Regions from separate parts of the Homo sapiens genome. Here regions 2, 3 and 4 are each linked to region 1. A link is a contact called in ENCODE Hi-C or POLR2A ChIA-PET data. All regions are on one chromosome and are shown on one strand. Each heading gives the region's core, a stretch centred on a gene start or an enhancer-like site at or near the end of the contact. The rest is flanking DNA. Distances are from core to core; before and after follow the strand shown. Region 1 holds the start of MARCKSL1 (MARCKS like 1). Region 2 holds the start of ZNF362 (zinc finger protein 362). Region 3 has its middle 17 kb from the start of RNF19B. Region 4 holds the start of AZIN2 (antizyme inhibitor 2).

Region 1 (2,996 bases), core at 393-2,892:
ACCTAGCTACTCATTCTGCTCAGCGCTGGCTGGTGTAGGGCCACTCTCCGGCCCCGAGGGAGTGGATGGCTCTGTAGCCTGGGGCCCTGCCTCTTCTTCTGAGGCTGCACTAGCCTCTGCCCCCTTGGCCTGGGGTTCCTGGCTCTCAGGGGTGGCTGCGGCCTTCCCTTCCTGAGCAGTGCCCTCGTCGCTGCAGGCACCGATCTCCCCCTGCTCCTGCTCTTCCTCTGTGGGTGAGGAGGCAGAAGAATCACCCCCACCCTCCTTCCGATTTCTCTTGAAGGACAGGCCGCTCAATTTGAAAGGCTTCTTGAAAGAGAATTTCTTCTTCTTCTTGGGGGTCTCCTTGGGGGGGACCTCCCCCTTGGCCTCAGCACCCTGGCTAGGGGGTGCTGGCTCGATGGCATCGCCAGTGGCCCCGGCTGCCTCATCTGTTCCGTTCACAGGGGGCGACTCCCCTTCACCCTTGGGGGATAAGTCTCCATTGCTTTTCACGTGGCCATTCTCCTGCAGGGCAGAGGGAATAGCAATGAGGGCAGGGGCTCCCCCTCCCCCAGCCCGCTTCTGATCCCTTCTAGAGGAAGGGGTCCTCGATTCGATTCTACTGCAACCCGAAAGTCTGGCTTCAGCCTCACCCACACCCAGGATCCCGTCAAACACCTCCCTCTCGCCCCTCACGGGCGCGCGGGGAGCGAGCGCGCAGAGGGCGCGACCGGCAGGAGGCGCTGGGGTCCCGTGGCCCCCACCCCCGTCCCCCGGGGCGCGCTCTCTATTCCGCGCGGAACCGCTCCGGATCTGCTGTGCGGATCCCGGGCAGGCGGGCGAGCCGCTCTAGGCGACATTGGGCGGGAAGCCGCCCCGGGGCGCTGTCTCTCTGCACCTGGACGGCCTATTTTCCCAGCCTCCCGCTTTGTGTAAGTGGCCCCCACCCACCCCAGGCTCTCCCGCATCTCGGCTCCCCCTTAAAAAAAAAAAGACCGTGGGCCACCGAGGTCGGGTCGGCGGGTGGAGTGCGCTCCCCGCCGGGCCCCAGCTCCGCGGCCCCTGGGCGCCCCCTTGGCGTGGCCCAGCAGCGCCTTTGTTCCCCGCGCGGCACTCGGGGCGGCCGGGGGGCAGCGCCGGGGACCGGGGCCGCGAACAAAGAAGGCGGCAGGGCCCGGCCGGCGCCCCCTCCCCGCCCCTCCCCTCGCTTCGCCCGCGGGGGCTGCGGCGCCGAGAACAAAGGGACCGGGCGGGGGAGGGGGCGCCGCGTGTCCCGGGCCGGACAAAGCGCGCGGCCCCGGCCCCGGCCCCGGGCCCTAGAAGGGGCGAGGTGCGAGAGGAGGGGCTGGGGCCGGCCGGGCCAAGCGTACCCACCTGGCCGTTGGCCTTCGCGGGGGAAGCGCCTGCTGCCTCCTCGGCGGTCACGTCGCCCCGGGGAGCCTTGGAGCTCTGGCTGCCCATGATGGGGGTCTGCTGGGGGGCGCTTGGAGCCGCCCCGGGCTCGCGCCGCAGGGGATAGTACGGCGGGGTCGGCCCGGCCGGCGGAGGGGTGGGGCTGGCGCCCGAGGGGGAGGGGTGCCGGGGGAAGCCGAGCTGCACCTCCGCTCCGCGGCCGACCCGCTAGCTGCGCCCGCCGCCGCTCCGCTCCGCGCCAGAATGCCGCCCGCCGCCCGCCGAGCTGCCTATATATAAGCGCCCGGAGCTCGGGGCGGGGCCGGACATTTAAATGCGCGCCCAATCGAGGGGCGGAGGCGGGGTTGGCTCGCAGGCCCCACTTGCGCAGCAGGCGACGCTGGCGGTCGGGTACCCCCCACCCCACCCGAATCCCAGGGGCAGGTAGAGTCCGGTGTGGGCAGGAGCGAGGCCAGTCCTCCCGCGAGCTGGGCGGGGCGGGGCGGGGGGCCTGGAGGAAGGAGACGGGCAGTCATTCCATCCTCTCCGCTCCACCTCTCCGGTGGGCGCCCCCGCAGCCTGGAGCGGCCCCCAACGCCTTGGTCCTGCAGCCGCTGGCAGTCTCCCGCTTGAACCCTTCGAAGGGCTCACACGACCAGGCTCGTCAGATGGCTGGTCCTGAATTATACTCTAGAAATGTGGTCATAGAAGCTGCAGGGCCCCTGCGCTGGGCTCGGCACCCGCTCCGGCCTGGAGAGCGGTCAGAGGTCCCACCCACGTCCCTGCCTGCCTGCCATGGCCAGCCGGGGAGCGGAGGGCTCTGCCTTGCCTCGGGGTCACTCTGGTCGGACTAGTGAGGCCTTTCCCTCATTCCTCCTTTCAGTCCCTTGGTGGCCAGTCATTCTGAGTGGGGACAGACAGATTCGCCTTGAGCCCCTCCTGCCCTCAGCCTGGACCCACTGCAAAGTCCCACGTGGGGGACTTTGTGACCTTGAAGGGCATCTCCATCCCCATTGAAAGGCCAAGGCTCAGAGGCATTGACAACCTGTCTGACTTGGCTCTGGTCCTTCCTCTTTACCTCCACACACAACTCTGCTCCCCTACATCAGGGTGCCCCAGGCCGGCAGAGGAACCCCAGCTGGGGACTCAACAAACCTCAAAACACCCCAGTTTCTGAAGGGGAGGGATAGGATGCTACCAAGGGTCCCTTCAAGGGACAGCCCCTTGAGGACAGCCCTCAAAGCTGCCCAGCCCAGCTTCCCACCCTGCCTGAGAGCAAGGGAGCCCGGAGGTGCTCCGGGCTGGAGACTCCCTAGCTTTGGTCCTCTGCCACCTCTCCTTCTGCTGGCCTGGATAGGCTGGTGGGAACCCCAGAATCCTGGCCGGCCCCGGATGTCTGTGTCCGGCTGCCAGCCCTCAGCCCCCAGGAGGAAAGGGATGGGGGCTGGAAGGAAGCAAAGTGTTGCAAATGCAAGGCTGTGTCCCAGCCAGCTCAGCAAGTCCCTCCCCTCCCTCCTACGGTGAAGCCTCCTGGGAGGCCTGAGGCTGTGAAGTGTGGAGACACCCCAGGGCCTGAGAAATTGGGAACTCCCCAGAGATCTGACCACAGAGGGGCGGGGAGG
Region 2 (3,150 bases), core at 255-2,754, 920 kb after region 1:
AATTTCTGAAGCCCTCTCCACCTCTCCAGGAAAGAGTGGCCTCCTCTGTGCTCTCCCGCCATGCTTTAACATTCCAACTAATTCATGCCACACAGATTTCTTGTGCCCCTGCTCTGTGCCAGGCACTGTGCTTGGGGATTGAGAACAAGCAGTCCCTATGGGCCCTGTCTTCGAGTTGCTCACAGTGTTTGCCATCCTGTGCTGGACTAGAATCTTCGTGAGGGCAGGGGCATTATCCAGTTTTTTAATAGCTGTGCTCCAGCCAACCAGCTATTAAAAACAGTGGTTGATGTTTACTAGGTCCTCTATGAATATTTACTGAATTTGGAAATGCTTCCTGGAGGACAAACGCTGGCAGATGATTGTTTATCTCTGTGCCCTTCCCGGGGGACTGTGCGCTCCCTGAGGGCAGGGCCAGCCCTGATCCATCCTGGCCCAGCGGTCGGGGGGTGGTGGATGCCATAGAAATCTAAGCCGGTGAAGGGATCCTGGAACCGGCTGCCTCCTCAGGTAGAAGTGTAAGTTTGGAAGCTGACACAGCTCGGGAGGCCGAATCAGGAGGACTTGGTGACTGATTGGCTGGGGAGGGTGAGGCGGGAGGAGGAGTCACACAGATGGCTCTGAGGTCTGGAGCCGGGGGACAGCCGGTGCCACCTCTGATAGACTCTGCGAGAGGAGCCACTGCCAGCTTCGGGCCGCCCCATCCGTCGGGGATCCGGCCTAGGGCTAGGGAGGGGTGGCTGGGCCTGTGCAAACTTCTACTCCCCACCCCTATGTCCTCGTCTTAAAAAAAAAATCGGCCTGGATTTTGAGCAGGTCGTTATCAGGGGTGAGGGTCCATCCTGGGGGTCCCCTCCAGGCGGCCGTCTTCGAGGGAGACCCCCAGGGGCAGCCTGGCACCGCGCGGGCTCGGCCTGGTCAGGGCCGTGGCCCGCCAGGCCCAAGTCCCCAGCCTGCCATCACCCAGGAGTGGGGTGGCGAGGCGGCCGCCGGGCCTGGGCAGGACAATGGCCACGGCCGCCGGGGCCCCGGGAGCCCCCGCGCTGGGGAAGGGGCTGTCCTAGGGCCGGGCGCCGGTGCCCTCCCCGCGCGGCTCAGGCGGGCGGAGGGGGGCGAGGAGTTCCTTTGTGGCTCTGCCTCCGGCGCGGCGCGGGCGGGGGGCGCAGCGCAACTTTGCCAGGCGGTGGCGGCGGCGGCGGCGGCGGCGACGGCGAGCGCGAGACGAGGCCCCGGGGCCCGAGTGGGGGCCCCAGCGCGCGGCCCGCCCCCGCCCCCCGCCCGGCCCCCTCCCCTCTCGCGCAGTCGCCAGCGCCCGGCGCTGCCCACTCGCGGGAGCCCCCGGGGCCGGACGGGCTGCGCAGCCGGAGAGGCGGGGGCCCGACGCGGCCCCCCCGGAGCCGGGCGCCTGGCGCGGGGGCTCGCCGAGCGCACTGGGGGCCGCGCGGCGCTGCAGACCCAGCCTCCCGCCGCCGCCGCCGCCGCCGCCTCGGCGCTTGCAGAACCCAGAAGTGAACAGCAGGCGACCCGGAAGGTTTGCGCGCGGCTCCGCAGCGAGCCAGAGCCGGAGCCCGAGCCCGGAGCCTGTGCCGGAGCCCCAGCCCGGCCCTGCTCGGGCCGCCGGGCGCGGGGCTGCGGCCGCGTCCCGGAGGCGCCGCCAGCACAGCCAGGTCCGTGCGGGCCCGGGGCGCGCGGGGAGCGGGCCCAGCGGCGGCGGGCGCCTGCCCGCGGGAAAGTTGCGCCGAGTTGCGGGCGGGGGCCGGGCCGGGGCGCGGGCGCTGTCAGCGCGGGCCGGGGCGCTCCGAGGGCCCGGGGCCGCCTGCGCCTCGGGCCCGGCCCAGAGCGGCGGCGGCGGCGGCGGCAGCGGGGCGCGCGGGGTAGGAAGTGTCTCCCGCGGCGTGTCTGGGGCTGGTCTCCGAGTGTGTGTGCGTGTGTGTGTGTGCGCGCGCGTGTGTGTGTGTTTTCTTAAGCCGGGCTATTCAAACCCTGCTGCAATTCTCCGGTAAACAATGATTCATGGGGCATAATGCAAATAAACGGATTGCAAACGGCGCGGTTCGCGCACTTTGCAGCCGGCCCGGTGGAGCAGCCAGTGCCGGATTTCTCCCTTTTTTTGCAGATCTGCAGAATATGGCGTCCCTGTCCTGTTTTAAAAATAAGCCAGGCTGCCATTTTTGTTTTTCTTTTGTCTGAAAATTTTAATAAAACTGTCTGAGAATGTGGGAGAGGCGGCTGGAAGCAGAGGGGGCACCCGAAGGGTTGGCTTTTTTCCTTTTCTTTGGCGAGAGCCGCGAGCCTTTCGGGGAGGTGAGACACAATGCAATTGCACTTTAAAGAAAAAAAAAAAGGGAAGCTGCCGGGCGATTTGAGGGGGGAGGGCTGGGAATTTAAAGTTAACTCCGAAAGTTTGCTTTGCTTTGCTTCTCTTTCTTTCTTTCTTTCTTTTTTTTTTTTTTTGGAAGGCGGTGAAATGCCGCGAAAGGATCTCGAGGCCCATTTCTCCCCCAGCCAGCTGCCTTTGCAGGATTTTTGGGAAAAGTTAACTGCCGGTTTCCTCAGAGCTGCGCGGGATGGGGGTGGGGGGGCGGATGTGGAGGGTTGAGGATGGGAGTTTTGGGGGAACTGGGAAACATTTATTTGGAAGGGGCTCTATAAACATGGCATTGTAAGGAGCTAGATCCTCAGATCTGGGGGAGAGGGCCGGCAAGAGGGGCTCAGAATGGGTCCAGGATTTCCAGCAAAGACCCCTGGCATGAGGAAATAATCCTGCTGTCCCACCACCCTGCCCTCGAGCAGTGTGGAACCTTCGGGAGCTGTGTGTGTGGCAGTGGGCCTGTCTCCTTCATGGGTGGCCAGGACCCCCCGTGTAGGCTGGAATCTCGCCCAAGCCCTGGGGTGACCCTTGGACCCTGAGGCAAGTGAGCTTGGCCCTTTGCAGTTGGAGAGCCCCCTCCCCAACCTGGTGGTCCTCCTGCCCCCAGAGGTGGCAGCTGGTGGTAATGTCTTCCCCGACCCCACCCTATGATGAACTTTTGGTTGGGTGCAGGCCTGCGGCCCAGTGGGTCCCGTCTGAGGGAAGGGGCAGGAAAGGTAGTCTGGTTTGCTAGACCTCCTCGGTGTGAGCCTCACCCCTGTAGTATGCTCTTATTCCTT
Region 3 (3,388 bases), core at 143-2,642, 650 kb after region 1:
CATGAAGGCCTTGGGCACACAACAAGAGTACAAGGTGGTGTGTCACTGCCTGCCCACCCCCAAATGCCACACACTGCCCCTCTACCACATGCAAATCTTTGCGCCTAATCATGTAGTCGCCAAGTTCCACTTCTGGTACTTCCTATCTCAATTAAAGAAGATGAAGAAGTCTTCAGGGGAGACTGTCAACTGTGGGCAGGTGTTTGAGAAGTACCCACTGTGGGTGAAGAACTTTGGCATCTGGCTGCGCTATGACTCCCGGAGCAGCACCCACAACATGTACAGGGAATACCGGGACCTAACCACCATGGGCGCTGTCACCCAGTGCTACCAAGACATGGGCACCCAGTACCGCGCCCGGGCCAACTTCATCCAGATCATGAAGGTGGAGGAGATTGCGGCCAGCAAGTGCTGGTGGCCAGTTGTCAAGCAATTCCACGACTCCAAGATCAAGTTCCTGCTGCCCCACTTGGTGCTGTGCCATCAGCAGAAGCCACGCTTCACCAGGAGACCCAACACCTTCTTCTAGGTACAGGGCCCTCGCCCGGCTGTGCCTCAAATAAACTCAGGAACACCCTGGTGGGGAAAAAAAAAAGTTAGCTGGGCATGGTGATAGGTGCCTGTAATCCCAGCTACTCGAGAGGCTGAGGCAGGAGGATCGCTTGAACCCAAGAGGCGGAGGTTGCAGTGAGCCGAGATCGCACCACTGCACTCCAGCTTGGGTGACAGAGTGAGACTCTGTCTCAAAAAATAAAAAAAAAGAAATACTCTCAGCAGGGGTTTGTCCTGGGCACTGGCATCACACAGAGAGGAAGTGAGAGCTCATCCAGGATTAAAAACAAGAATCACCATTTCTGAAGGATTCCTCTGAGCCCAGTTCCTTGTTCCTTCATAGCCATTGATATGCATATCTCATTTAATCCTCAAAATCAGTTTAGGAGAAAAATTATTTCACAGCTGAGGAAACCAAAGATCCTGAGACTTAGAGAGGTTACATTACTTGCCCAGGGACACACAGCTAGAAAGTGATGGAGGCAGGATTTGAATCCAGATCTAAGTGACTTCATAGTTTGTAAATTTTTAACCTCTGAACTTTGCCCTTCCAGTTGCAAGATGCTGATGCATTCCTGTATTTCCAGCTCTTCACACACAGGCACTCATCGATATTAGCACTGCCTAGAGAAGCCAGTGAGGTAAAGATCATTGTCCCATTTTCCAGGTGAGAAAATTAAGGCCAGAGAGGGGACTTGCTCAGTGTGGTCAGCTGAGAAGTAGTGGCATTCCTTCTAGAATCCAGGTCTCCTTTCTTGCCTCTGGCAGCCTTCCTCCTTCCTATACTTTCTGCCAACTGCTGAGGCTTCCGTCTCGAAACAAATGACTCAAGGTAAATCACTGGTTGGACTTCCCCTTTCTCAAAATACAGGAAGTCTGTGTTGTTTGCAGTCCCTGTGGGTGAACAGTTTCAGCTCAGTTACGAAGTAGGCTGGGCCACATAGAGGACTGGGTCCTGCTGGGGCAGGGTTCCAGGCTACTGGGGCTGGCACCGCTGCATTTTTCCTTCCTAAGAGTCATGTCAGTGTGTCTGTCAAGTCAGGCTTGACGTCTTACCCCAAAAAGCCTGCTGTACTATTATGAAATTTAGAAAAATGAGCCCAAGAGGGAGGGGCCCTGTCAATAATTAATAATAACAACTATTATTTCATGTTTATGGCACATTAACCTTCCTACCAGGCACTGTGCTAAGTGGCTGACACGTGAACCCATTTGAGCCCCGTAACAGCCCTAGTAATAAGGTTCTATAGCTTTGGAGCCAAATAACACTAGATACAAATCACAGAAATGCCACTTTCCAGCTGTGTGACATCAGGGACATTATTTACATTCATTCAGTAAATACTTTTGAGCACTTACTATGTGCCATATTTCAGTGAACAGAACAAAGATCCCTGCTCTCTTGTGATGTTTACATTCTACAAGGTAAAGCAAAGTGTAAACATAATAAATATAATAAATTATAAATACACATAAATAAACTGTGTTAGAAAGTGGTAAGGGGAAGATACAGTAGAGCAGGGAGGAGACAAGGAGTGCTGATGCAGCATCAGTGCAGGGAAGAGGCAGGATGAGTTGTTAAACAGTGGTGTCAAGGAAGGTCTTGCTGAGAAGGTGCTATGCATACAAAACTTTAAGGAGGTGAGGGAGTTAGCCATGTAGGTAACTGGGGAAACCCTTATTAAGCAGAAGGAACAGCCAAAGCAAACGCCCTAAGTGTGCTTGGTGGTTCCAAAGAGTAGCCAGGGCCGGGTGCAGTGGCTCACACCTGTAATCCCAGCACTTTGGGAGGCCAAGGTGGGCGGATCACAAGGTCAGGAGTTCAAGACCATCCTGGCCAACATGGTGAAACCCATCTCTACTAAAAATACAAAAATTAGCTGGGCATGGTAGCGCGCCCCTGTAGTCCCAGCTACTCGGGAGGCTGAGGCAGGAAAATCGCTTGAAACCGGGAGGCGGAGGTTGCAGTGAGCCGAGATCGCACCACTGCGCTCCACCCTAGTGATAGAGCAAGACTTTGTCTCAAAAACAACAACAACAACAAACAAACAACAACAACAACAACAACAACAAAAACAAAGAGCAGCCAGGAGGCCAGTATGGTTGAACAGTGAGCCAGGGAGAGAGTCCTCCCTACCCATAATGTTGCCCCAGTGATTCTTTCTTATACTTTGTTCTGTGTTTCCTTCCTTGCTCTTCTCATAATTTCCAAGTATTTAGTTTACTTGAGTGTTTGCTTATTTCTTGTTCTTTTCCTCCACTAGCCCTAAGTTCCTTAAAGTCAGAGAACATATTAGTTTTACTTGGTGTTGACCACAGAGCCTGGGACATAAAAAGCACTTAAAGTTGAATTAATGAATAAACCATCCATCCATCCATCCATCCATCCATCCATCCATCCATCTAGTCACAGTTATGATAGAATCTTCCCATCATGTAGATGGGAAATAGTAATTTCTCAGGGTAACTCTGGTTACCCTGAGAGTTCTAGTTCAGGACATTAGCAAGAGAGTTAAACTGCCTGGGTTCCAGTTCTGGTTCTACTGTTTACTGGTTGTGTGATCTCAGGCAAGTTAAGAAAAAAACCTCTCTGTGCATCAGTTTCCATATCTATCAACTGGCAAAATAGTAGTATCATTCTCTAAGGGAGGGTTGTAAGCAGTGTAAACAGCACCAGGGGTATAGTGCTTATGTATGTGTTTTCCCTATGCAGTCTAGCCATGAGCGTGAGGAATCCACTTCCTTCCTCCTGTACCAGATCCCAAAAGGGCAGAGAGAAGGGCAAGGGGTGCCACGGTGAGTGAGGCTACAGAAAATCCCTAATGCGTGCTGCCAC
Region 4 (2,974 bases), core at 104-2,603, 740 kb after region 1:
TTGTGTACCAATCTCCAATGTATATGGGACTGTTGTAGACCCTGTTCTGTTTTACCACTGTCTCTTCCTGCTCCAGCACCATACTGTTTTAAAGACTGTAGTTTTGGCCGGGCGCGGTGGCTCACGCCTATAATCCCAGCACTTTGGGAGGCCGGGGCGGGTAGATTACTGGAGGTCAGGAGTTCAAGACCACCCTGGCCAATATGGTGAAACCCCATCTCTACTGAAAATACAAAATTAGCTGTGCGTGGTGGCATGCGCCTATAATCCCAGTTACTTGGGAGGCTGAGGCAGGAGAATCGCTTGAACCCAGGAGGCAGAGGTTGCAGTGAGCTGAGATCGTGCCATTGCACTCCAGCCTGGGCAAAAAGAGTGTCTTGACTGTTCTTGTACACTTACTTTTCCAGATGAACTTTTATATCAGCTTTTGAGTAACACAGCTATTGAATCTTCCTCAGCATTCTTGTCTATGCCAGGCACCAGGCTCTTGAGCAGGGTATTCAGTCCTTGCCCTTGGGAAATCACAAACTAGATGCAAAGTGTAACCAAACAAGAAGTGTAAAATAACAACAGGAATCTCACGCTATGGGTAACAAGAACCAAATGAGTGAGGGGTCCAGACAGACTAAATGCTGTGTTCCTTGGGGCCAGGCAAGTCATGGAAGGTTCAACAGAGGTGACATTATACAGGACTTTGATGGGTGAGCAGCAGCTTTCGGTATAGAAGAAATGCTTTGAGTTGAGGAAGTCCGGGAAAGCTTCTTGGAGAAGGAGACACATTTCTATTGAGAGATGAGTAAGAGTTTGCCGGGTTCACAGGATGGGATAAAGGGAGGGATTGCCCTGAACTGGGAAAGTCACAAAAAGGTTCTCTGAAGACATTTTAGATGCGTTTTGAGTTGGAGTCGGGGAAGATGCCTGGAAGAGGCAATTAAATAAAAAGAATTTTATTACAAAAGTAATACAAGGACATGTCATTGGAACCGGGTTTCGAGAGATGAGTGAGCAGTTCCTGACGCAGACAAGAGCTGGACCACGAAGTAAGTTGAGGCAGAGGCAGAAAAGGCTTCCTGGTCCTGCCCACTCTCTAAGACCTAAGATGCAGGGTCTAAGTGTCTCACCTGCGTGGCGGCGGCCCTGTAGTTCTGACTTCCAGCGTGAGGTAGCCACCGCCAGGCCTCCGGGGGAGAAGACTACAGTAAGGGCGAGCAGAGCTGAATGCTTTATGTCGGAATCGACCAATGGGATGGCGGCACCCGGTTGCCAGGGCTACGGCCAAGCGGAGGTAGGGCCTCGGCACTATGGGCGGGGCCTGGGCGGGGTTATATAAGCCAGCGGCGGGCGGAAGGCGGGGCGTGGGGGTCTGTGGCTGCTGGGCTGGCGGGGCGCAGGCCGCGGGACCCGAGCCCGGGGAAGCGAGAGAGCGGAGGCGCCGAGGATCCGATTCACTCCCTGGGGAGACCTATGGGCCGAAGCCGTGTAAATGCGTTTTAAGGCGAGTGCGGAAAGTGGCCTGGGGAGCCTCGGGGAGCGGACGCCCTCCGCCCTGGTGCTGACCTGCCTCCCTGCCCCTTCTGCCTCCTGTCAGCAGAGGCCTCGGCTCCGCAACTGCCACTCCTCCTCGGGGTGTTGCACAAGTTTCGAGGTCACCGGCGACCCCCCCTAGCAGCGCGCCTGGCTCTGGCCCCCGCGAAGGAGGACGGAGTTTGGTAAGGGGCCCTGGGGGTTGGGGGGACCTCAGCCCTGCACTCTGTAGGAGTCACTCGGACAGAAAAAACCTCGGCCTTCCGTTCTCTCCCAGGAGCTTGCGGCCCCCACCCACCGCGTGGCGTCCCCAGGCACGCCTAGAATTCTAGCACCTCAGGATCAGTCCAGCCCCCATTTACAATTGGGGAAACTGCGGCTCCGAAAGGGTCAGAGGGTACCCGAGGTCAAGCAGTAGAGAGCGGACTCGAACTTAAGCTCTTGCTCTTAGGCTGAGACGCCTTGATGTGGCCACCGGCTACCCTCTAGGTGGGCGTGGTCAAGACTGGGGGCGCCCTGGAAACTTCCCCACCCAAGTTTCTCAGATTTTCTGTTCCATCTCTCTCTCACTCTTTCCTGAAATCCAGAATTTCAGAACTGGGAAGGCTCTCCAAAACAATTCATCCATTTTACAGAGGGAGCAACTGACTCGGAGAGGCAGTGACATTTGGGCATACGGTGCCTTGTCTCCGTCTGAAATCCGGGATTCTTGACTTTCTCCACCCTTGCCCAGTGAACCCCGGGCTTGTGCTGGGGGCGGGTTGTGACGGGATTGGGATCCCTGGCCTCGGGAGGCGAGTGGGGCAGCAGAGCCGGCCCCCCAGCGGTTCCCTTCATCTCCCCTCGCCCCGCAGTGTGTTGCATACTTTCTAAGGCGGCGGCTGCAGCAGCGGCTCCATCCAGCCCGTCAGCTCCTCCTGCAAGGCATGGCTGGCTACCTGAGTGAATCGGACTTTGTGATGGTGGAGGAGGGCTTCAGTACCCGAGACCTGCTGAAGGAACTCACTCTGGGGGCCTCACAGGCCACCACGGTGAGGGGCTGGGAATGGGGGTGGGTCCCCGGTCCCCTGTACAGATCAGCTGCCTCCTCAGGAAGGGTCCCTAGGGCCCTCATCTTATCCTTTCGCTTATTTGGTACGCAATCCTTGCTATTTGCAAGAGAGGGGCTCAATTTATCCCCAATTCTTTGTCCTTGCCCCCAAACCTGCCCCTCCTATGTTGCCTTTTTACCCAGCCCTCCAAGGTCAGAAACGGGGGATTCCTTTCCTGCTGCCCCCTCTCCCTCACCGCCCACATCTAGGCATTACCAAGCTCTGTGAATTCTGCCTCCTTAAATAAGCCTCCAGTGTGCTTATGTGGAACCTCGCTTTCTAGTTCAGTCTTCCTCTCTCCAAAGGCCCCCTGATCTCCCGGTCTCATGCCACCCCCTCCAAAGGTATCATAGTCCTGT

Evidence for each region. A loop is a pair of places that touch in the nucleus more often than their neighbours do. ChIA-PET counts read pairs that join two places held with the same protein, here RNA polymerase II (POLR2A). Pooled maps may share reads with other maps.
Region 2: a loop to region 1 is called in a pooled map, with 2.1 times the contacts of the local background. The contact joins the promoter of ZNF362 here to the promoter of MARCKSL1 in region 1. A Hi-C loop is called at or near these places in 1 of 50 pooled maps. POLR2A ChIA-PET finds 5 or more read pairs at or near these places in 2 of 52 experiments (GM12878 and WTC11).
Region 3: a loop to region 1 is called in a pooled map, with 4 times the contacts of the local background. The contact joins the enhancer-like site here to the promoter of MARCKSL1 in region 1. A Hi-C loop is called at or near these places in 3 of 37 single-sample maps with no recorded cell type and 4 of 50 pooled maps. POLR2A ChIA-PET finds 5 or more read pairs at or near these places in 2 of 52 experiments (K562 and PC-9).
Region 4: a pooled map shows a loop between it and region 1 (6-fold over the local background). The contact joins the promoter of AZIN2 here to the promoter of MARCKSL1 in region 1. A Hi-C loop is called at or near these places in 1 of 168 maps with a recorded cell type or tissue (dorsolateral prefrontal cortex) and 2 of 50 pooled maps. POLR2A ChIA-PET finds 5 or more read pairs at or near these places in 1 of 52 experiments (K562).

Annotation. Positions count from the first base shown.
Region 1 is chr1:32,334,591-32,337,586 of GRCh38, forward strand. It overlaps MARCKSL1 (MARCKS like 1), which reads right to left and starts at 1,643. Exons shown (of 2, transcript NM_023009.7): 1 at 1,357-1,643; 2 at 1-507. The coding sequence starts at 1,443. The coding sequence ends at 7. It overlaps LOC124903949 (a long non-coding RNA gene), which reads left to right and starts at 787. Exons shown (of 2, transcript XR_007065661.1): 1 at 787-914. RefSeq lists silencers at 465-904, 1,045-1,124, 1,255-1,404, 1,425-1,954, 2,888-2,996 and enhancers at 1,296-1,865, 2,135-2,224.
Region 2 is chr1:33,254,988-33,258,137 of GRCh38, forward strand. ZNF362 (zinc finger protein 362) reads left to right here and starts at 1,505. Exons shown (of 9, transcript NM_152493.3): 1 at 1,505-1,667. RefSeq lists silencers at 894-993, 1,436-1,495 and an enhancer at 1,961-2,255.
Region 3 is chr1:32,979,944-32,983,331 of GRCh38, forward strand. It overlaps the pseudogene RPL18AP4. Among named protein-coding and RNA genes, the nearest start is that of RNF19B, 17 kb to the left of the region's middle. RefSeq lists enhancers at 502-1,118, 622-1,821. Within about 2 kb of position 1,393, at least 33 of the 41 ENCODE cell types and tissues checked have a DNase peak (open chromatin) inside an H3K27ac peak, as active enhancers do; they include PC-9, where a contact is called at or near this core.
Region 4 is chr1:33,079,800-33,082,773 of GRCh38, forward strand. It overlaps AZIN2 (antizyme inhibitor 2), which reads left to right and starts at 1,354. Exons shown (of 12, transcript NM_052998.4): 1 at 1,354-1,495; 2 at 1,589-1,709; 3 at 1,802-2,013; 4 at 2,379-2,555. The coding sequence starts at 2,451. It overlaps LOC105378635 (a long non-coding RNA gene), which reads right to left and starts at 1,197. Exons shown (of 3, transcript XR_947163.2): 1 at 1,122-1,197; 2 at 400-528. RefSeq lists a silencer at 1,316-1,575.